Regions from separate parts of the Homo sapiens genome. Here region 2 is linked to region 1. Evidence: chromatin loops called from intact Hi-C (ENCODE). Cell type or tissue: ovary. All regions are shown on one strand.

Region 1 (4,000 bases):
GTTTTAAAGCATTTTGCTTTTTAAGGGCCAATCTTCTCTTCATGTGCGAAATGGGAACCAAGATCTGGGTCATAGCTTACAGTCCCAAAACCCAGTTGTCCTGGAAGAAAACAAGGACTCATCAGGGCCTGGAAAGCTTGTGTCTGAATCTCCAGCAATCCATGGCTGGCTGATTTCTTCTAAAGTCAGCCAAGTTGGAGCCTGGCGGCTGAAAGACCATTTCACTGGCGGCACAGAACCCATTCCCCATGCGTTTCACCACCCACAGTTTTCTTGTCCTACCTGCGTTCCTCCTTGGCAGGCAGTTTACCAGACATCCAAGCACCAAACGGGGCCATGTGGATCTGGCCTGGTCGTCTGTACAGCTGGAGGAGCCACGCCTCTTCCTGACCTTTCTCAGGAAGCAAAGCACCTACTGTCTTCCCGGCAGAGCCAGGGCAAGCATGGGCTTGGGAATGGAGCACACCTGCCTCCCCAGTCTGGCTCTCTGCCCTTTAATAATCGTGTCCCTGGGCCGGACGCGGTGGCTCACGCCTATAATCCCAGCACTTTGAGAGGCCAAAGCAGGCGGATCACCTGAGGTCAGGAGCTCGGAGACCAGCCTGGCCAATATGGTGAAACCCCGTCTCTATTAAAATACAAAAATTAGCTGGGCGTGGTGGCGCGCGCCTATAATCCCAGCTACTCAGAAGGCTGAGGCAGGAGAATCACTTGAATCAGGGAGGTGGAGGTTGCAGTGAGCTGAGATCACGCCATTGCACTATAGCCTGGGTGACAGTGAAACGCCATCTCAAAAAAAAAAAAAAATTGTGTGATCCTACACTCTCCCTCTCTGGCCTTTAGCTTGGTATTATAAAAATGGGGATACTATTTCCTTGGAGAGTTATATGTAGATTTAATGAGCACAGAGCTTTTAGATCCAGGTTTCATGGAAGCACCAAAGTGTCTGTTAGGAGTGGGGAGGATGCTACATGGTGAGAGACAGGGCCTTAGGTGCCCCATCCCCTTCCATCAGAGGCGCTTCCCTGGTGTTTGTTTACACGGCCAGGTTAGGCTTGCGATTTTGGATGGAGGAAAGGGTTATGCAGCTGAAAGAAAGCAGAAAGACCGCTGCTCTAGTTGTTGAGGAAGTGCTGGGCACCCAGCGGGCACTTAATAAATGTTAGCACTTTCCCTCTCCTCGCCCCCATCATTCTCCCCCCTGGATTCTTTATTAGATGGCTCGGCGAAAACCTGGACCCAGATGAATGGAGAGAAGGCAGCAGGCAGAAGATGGAGTGCTTTTAAAATATCAAGCGAATCACTGCAGGGGTGGAGTGCCTGGCGGGGGCTAGGGGTCACGGAGGCTGTGACCCAAATACGACGGGGCACAGGCTCACCACAGCTCCACACTGAGGGCCCCTGCCTGCAACCAGCACAGAAAAGGCTCCCCAGAAACAGGGGAACCGGCCCCTGCCCCACCAACGCCGTTCGCAACAGGCTCACCCCCTCCTCCTCCTCCTCTCTTGAATGGAAGGACCCAGAGGAAAAGAGAGAGCTCTGAAATGTGCGAAGGGGCACAAGAGGTGGGGAGGCCCAGTGGGCTGACCTGGCTGCTTCTTGCAAATAAGCGGGGCCTGCTGCACTGCGAGGGCACCGAGAAGAAAGAGCTGCCATCAACCCTGCCGGGTTTTTCTCAGATCCTCTGAAAACGAATCTCCTGGGAGCAGCTCGGCAACCGGAGCCATAGCGCCACCTACAGGCTTCCTTCTGCCATGCACTTTGCCTTCAAATACCCCTTTTCAGCAGCAGGTATTACACGCTAGGTATGCCAGGGGCGGGAGCTCACATCAAATCCACTGAACTGCGAGGTGTCGTGTTGCTGATACGCTCAGACAAATGAGCTTGGCGTAGAGAGAACGGTCGTTGCTAACGTGTATCTTGCAGGAAGGGTGTCAGGGCTGCGCTCCAGGCAGGAAGCTGGCAGAGTTGACAGCCAATCTCCCATCTTGATGATGGGGAAACTGAGGCCGAAACTGTCCACAGTTACACAGTGAGTTGAAGGCAGAGCTAGGACAGGAAGTATTCTGTGCCTCTCCACTTGGATGGCTGTTCCCCTGTTAATTCCGCAATAACTGTACTGTGACAGCCACAGGAGCCTGCAGCACACACACTAAAGAGTGGCTCCTTTTCACTCAGAAATGTCAGGAGATGGGGCCAAGTTTAGAGGTTGCAGCTACAGATAAGCCTCCGAATACGGGCTCCATGGGGCCTGGGGATAGGCCCCTGCTCTGAATGTGGATGTGAGAGGATTTAGTTCGCAAAACTGACTTTCCCTCCTACACACCCTCACGCTCACACTCTCCATCTAGCAAACTGTTTGTCCTTTATGGCCCACTCACAGGTTGCTGTCTTCCAAAGCCTTCTCTGATCCCTTCTCCCTGCCAGTGGAGTCTGTCATCTGTGCCACCACAGTACTTATTCGAGACATTGATCATTGAACAGGTCCCTCTGTATTATGATGATTTCTGTGTCTGTTTGTCTAAATGGAGAGTTCTGGTGTCTCCAAAGCTCAGCCCAGAGCCAGACACAAAGCAGGTGGTCACTCCAAAAAGGATGGGTAGATGGAAGGATGGGTGGGTGTGTGGGTGGGTGGGTGAGTGGATGAAAGGGTGGGTGGATGGATGGGTGGGTGGGTGGGTGGATGAAAGAGTGGGTGGATGGATGGGTGGGTGAGTGGGTCGAGAGATGGATGAGTGGGTGGACAGCAAATGAAGCACACCTAGAGGATGGGGAACTACTCTATTCTATATTCTAGAACAGGGATAGCATCTGTTTCTAAGGAGACCTACATCTAAAAGCATCTGCTCCCAAGTCTAAGTCAAAAAGCATAACAGGGTATGCATGCTAAGGGCGGTTGGGCTGGCCCCCTCCTCCTCCTGACTGCCCCTTCCCCCTGGTTTCCCAGATAACCCATTAGAAACCTGCCAGGGGTCTCCAAGGTGTAGTTCCCTGAATGCCTGCAGCAGAATCACCTGAAGAGTTTGTTAAAATGCAGGCTTCTGGGCCCTTCCCTCAGAGATTCTGATTCTGCGAGCCTGAGGAAGGGCCTGGGAATATGTATGTTTAAATCAGCACCAACCAAGTGAGGCTGATGTGAAGGTAAGTTTGATACCACTCATCAACACAGTACAAGGACATGCCAGAAACTGCCTTTGCTGACAGTCCACCCACAAAGGCTTAAAGAAACGACCCTGCCTCACAGACACCAAACGGTAGAAAGTGCCTATGGAGTCTTCAAACATCTAGAAGTCCAGGGAGAGGGAGGGCTTCCAACTCCCTCCACACATCTCACCCCACCCCTGGCCCGACCCGAGCCTGAGGGGGCAGGCCCAGTCCCTAAAGAAAAATGGCCTTCCCCTCCCCAAAAGCGACAGTAAGCCCGGCCTGCCTTGTGCTCCCCAATCCCCAGCGAAGCCCACAGTGGGAGGTGGGGAGTGCTTTATTCCCTGTTTACCACGGCAGAGAAGCCAGCAGCTGTTTTCAGTGTCTGTTTCTACCTAAACACAGCTCACGCTCCCAAACATGGGCTCTGCCAGCAAACGTTAGCAGACCTGGAACACGAGTCCCCCATTGGGTTCAGGCTGGAAAGGGCTCAAGAATGAAGACAGGACCAGAAGATGGTTCTGGACGGGGGCACAGCCAAACATCTTGGCAACTATAAGTGGGCAAGCAGCCCTCCCAGGCCAGCTGGTGAGCTCCTGGAAGGAGCAGAAAGGGCCCATTGGAAGGCAAAAGAAAACAAACAATGACATCCAAACATCTGTTTGTTCCTGTGGCCCAATAACCTGAGCTCCAGCCACACTAGGTCTTCTGCTGAATACCTACTATGTGCCAGGCCCTATATTTGGTGCCTTGCTATTTAGGTTAATCCCCACAATAGCCTTAGGAGACAGGTAACATCATGATGCCCATTTCACATACAAGGACACTGAGGTTCAGGAAAGCAAAGTGACTTGCC
Region 2 (4,000 bases), 390 kb before region 1:
CTATGTGGGAACGCCTCCCCAAACACCCATCTGGTGTAAGAAGCCCACTGTGAGTGTATAGTGGGAGAAACAGTCTGCTTATCCATGTATTCTCAGACCCTCATTGGAGCACGATGGCGTCCTTGTTCGGGTCTAACAGGAGAGAGAGTGTTTGTTCTGGAAGCGAGGAAGCTTCTTTCTCAGGAGCTGGCAGCAAATGTCTCAGGTCTCATGGCCTCAGGTCAGGTCACATACCGTCCCTGCACCAATCTCAGAGGCTGGAGACAGAATGTGCTGATGGGCCAAGGCTGGCTGGCTGGGGGGCAGGTTAGTGTCACTGAACAGCACAGAGCCTCAAGAGAAATAGGGCTTGGCCTGAGGAGAGGTGTTGGGGATGCTGGCTGGGAAGACGCAGGAGTTCCCTATTGCTGCTGTAAAACAGCATCACAAACGTGGGGGCTTAAAGCAACAAACATTTATTCTCTCACTTTTTTTTTTTTTTAGATGAAGTCTTGCTTTGTCGCCCAGACTGGAGTGCAGTAGATTGATCTCAGCTCACTGCAACCTCCGCCTCCCGGGTTCAAGCGATTCTCCTGCCTTAGCCTCCTGAGTAGCTGGGATTACAGGCTCCCACCACCATGCCCGGCTAATTTTTGTATTTTCAGTAGAGACAGGGTTTCACCATGTTGGCCAGGCTGGTCTCGAACTCCTGACCTCAAGAGATCTTCCTGCTTCAGCCTCCCAAAATGCTGGGATTACAGGCATGAGCCACTGTGCCCAGCCTATTCTCTCACATTTTTTGAGGCTAGAATTCAGACAAGGTGGGGCAAGGTTGGTTCCTTCTGGAGCTTCTGGGGGAGAATCGGCTCCATACCTCGCCCAGCTTACAGTGGTTGCCAGAAGCACTTGGTGTTCCTTGGCTTGTAGCCACATCACTCCAATCTCTCCTTCTGTTGTCACATGGTGTATGACACATGCCAACACAAACAACTCATTTCTTTTTTTTTTGTATTTTTTGTAGAGATGGGGTTTTGCCATGTTGCCCAGGCTGGTCTTGAACTCCTAGACTCAAGTGATTGCCTGCCTCGGACTCCCAGAATGCTGGGATTACAGGCGTGAGCCACCATGCCCCACCAAGCCACTGTGGTCAGCCCACATGGCCTTCTTACAAAAATACCTGTCATTGGATTTAGTGGCCACCCTAATCCAATATGACTCCATCTTAATTTAACTAATGACATCTGCAAAGAACCCATTTCCAAACCAGGTCACATGCTGAAATTCCAGATGAACATTTTGGGGGAATGTGATTCAACCCGGTACTGAAGATAACTAGCTAATGCTCACCAGATTAAATTAAGATGATAAAATCCATTCTGTTCAAAATGTTTCTTATTTTGGAATAATTTCAGACTTACTAAAAAATTGCAAAAATAGTACGGAGTTCCTTTAATATCCTTCACTTAGCTTTCCCTAATGTTACTGTCTTGCGTAACCATAATACAATGATCATAACCAAGAAATTGACATTGACACACTACTACTAACTAACCTACAGACTTTCGTTCAGATTTCCCCGGTTTTTCTATTAATAGCTTTGTTTTGGCTCCAGGATGCAGCCCAGGATTCACACTGCATTTAGTTGACAGGCCTCCTTAGTCTCCCACAGGCTGGGACAGCTCCTCAGCCCTTCTCTGTCTCTCATGACCTTGACACTTTGGAAGAGTATTTGTCACTTATTTTGTAGGATAGTCCTCTATTTGGGTTGTCTGTTGCTTTTTCATAATTAGACTGAGATTACGCATTTTAGTTACGAGCAGCCGCAGAAGTAATGTGTCTTTCTCAGGGGTTGCGTGGTGGCCATATGTCTGGTGATGTTACTGGTGATGTTAACCTGGATCACTTGGTTAAGGTGGCATCTTCTGGGTTTCTCCACTGTCAACGGACTCAACTGACTATTCTCTTTGCAATTAATAAGCATCTGGAGATACTTTGGGTGGAGATACTTTGAGGCTATCCAGTTTATTAGTTGGAATTCTTCTGTCCTGAAAAAGTTATCCTTTCTTCCCCATCCATGCTGTTTGCATAACTTTTCTTCCACTTAATACTAACTCTCAGATCCTAGATTTGCCGAGTTGTCCACTGTCTGACTATATCCTGATTATTACTTAATCATTTCTCAGTTGCTGGGTAATATTTATCAATTTCCCCTCAACTACAAACAATGTTGCAATGAATGTACTTGTATTTATTGCTACTTGCTTTTGAGAGTCATTTTGAAGGCTATAGTCCCCCAAATAGAAAGTCCGAGGCAAGAGGTATGAGCATTTTTAGTTTTTCTTCAATATTGCCAAATTGCCCCTCTATGAGACTGCACTTGGTAACACTACCACCCTCGGTATATGGACCTCATTTGTCCATCCATCCGTTCATTCATATGGCTTGCCTTTGGTCAGGCTGTGCAAGCGCAGATTCAGGGGAAGCAAAGCCCCCTGCAACTCTACAGCTGCTTTACAAGCTCAGCACCCTCCTTCTCACTTATTTTATTCCCTGCCTCATCATCTTCTTCTTTTTTTTTTTTTTGAGATGGAGTCTCACTCTGTTGCCCAGGCTGGAGTGCAGTGGCGCGATCTCAGCTCACTACAACCTCCACCTCCTGGGTTCAAGCAATTCTCCTGCCTCAGCGTCCTGAGTAGCTGGGACTACAGGCATGCTTCACCATGCCAGGCTAATTTTTGCATTTTTTAGTAGGGATGGGTTTTTGCCATGTTAGCCAGGCTGGTCTCGAACTCCTGACCTCAAGTGATCCACCTGCCTCAGCCTCCTGAAGTGCTGGGATTGCAGGCATAAGCCACTGTGCCTGGCCCCTGCCTCATCTTCTTTAGCACAAATAAATTCCACATGTACAATATTTTAGAACAGTGTATTTTTTTCAAGACATAATTCACATAGAATTCACTCTTTTACAGTGTCCTATTCAGTGGCTTTTGGTATATTTACATTGTTGTGTAACTATCACCATTATTTACTGTCAGAACATTTTGATTGCCCCCAAAAGAACCCCCATGCCCGTTAGTAATCACTGCCCATTACCCACTGCCTCTAGCCCAGGCAACCAGTGATCTGTTTTCTGCCTTTATGGATTTGCCTACTCTGGACATTTCACATAAATGGGATCCTGTGATATGTGGCCTTTGGTGACTGGATTCTTTGGTTTAGCATAATGTTTTCAAGGTTCATCCATGTTGTAGTGTGTATCAGCACTTCCTTCCTTTTAATGGCTGAATAATATCACATTGTATGTGTCTCTTAGTTTGTTCCTGCATTACTAAAATAAATAAATATGTGAGACTGGGCAATTTATAAAGAGAAGAGGTTTGTTTGGCTCACGGTTCTGCAGGCTGTACAAGCATGGCATCATCATCTGCTCAGCGTCTGGGGAGGCCTCAGGGAGCTTTCAATCATGACCAAAGGCGAAGCGGGGGCCACTGTATCTCATGGCCAGAGCTGGATGGAGAGAGAAGCGGAAGGTGCCATGCTCTTTAAACAACCAGGTCTCACGTGAACTACCAAAGAGAAAACTCACTTATTACCACGGGAATGGCACTGGGCCATTTATGAGGGACTCGCCCCCATGATTCAAACACCTCCCACCAGATTTCACCTCCAACATTATATATATATATTTTTGAAATGAAGTCTCGCTCTTGTCACCCAGGCTGGAGTGCAGTTGTGTGATCTTGGATCATTGCCACCTCCGCCTCCCAGTTACAAGTGATTCTCTTGCCTTAGCCTCCTCAGTACCTGGGACTACAGGCACCTGCCACAATGCCTGGCTAATTTTTGTATTTTTAGTAGAGATCGGGTTTCACCATATTGGCTAGGCTGATCTCGAACTCCTGACCTCAGGTGATCTGCCAGCCTTGGCCTCCCAAAGTGCTGGGATTACAGGCGTGAGCCACCATGACCAGCCCACCTCTAACATTGGCGGTCACATTTCAACATGAGATTTGGAGGGGAC

What was found. Hi-C counts contacts between places; a loop is a spot of excess contacts. Peaks named below come from ENCODE experiments on the same cell type or tissue, not always from the same donor. Only the 100,000 strongest peaks of a DNase experiment are listed, where the experiment ranks them.
Region 2: it touches region 1 in a loop (3-fold over the local background); 75 of 110 quality-filtered maps call a loop at or near these places.

Annotation. Positions count from the first base shown.
Region 1 is chr11:45,369,123-45,373,122 of GRCh38, reverse strand. It overlaps LINC02687 (long intergenic non-protein coding RNA 2687), which reads right to left and starts at 1,726. Exons shown (of 5, transcript NR_122071.1): 1 at 283-1,726. In ovary, a CTCF peak has its summit at 1,744 (motif pointing left); a DNase peak (open chromatin) is centred at 1,732.
Region 2 is chr11:45,762,934-45,766,933 of GRCh38, reverse strand. No RefSeq gene overlaps it. Among named protein-coding and RNA genes, the nearest start is that of LINC02716, 6.5 kb to the left of the region's middle. In ovary, no CTCF peak of the experiment used is centred here; no DNase peak of the experiment used is centred here.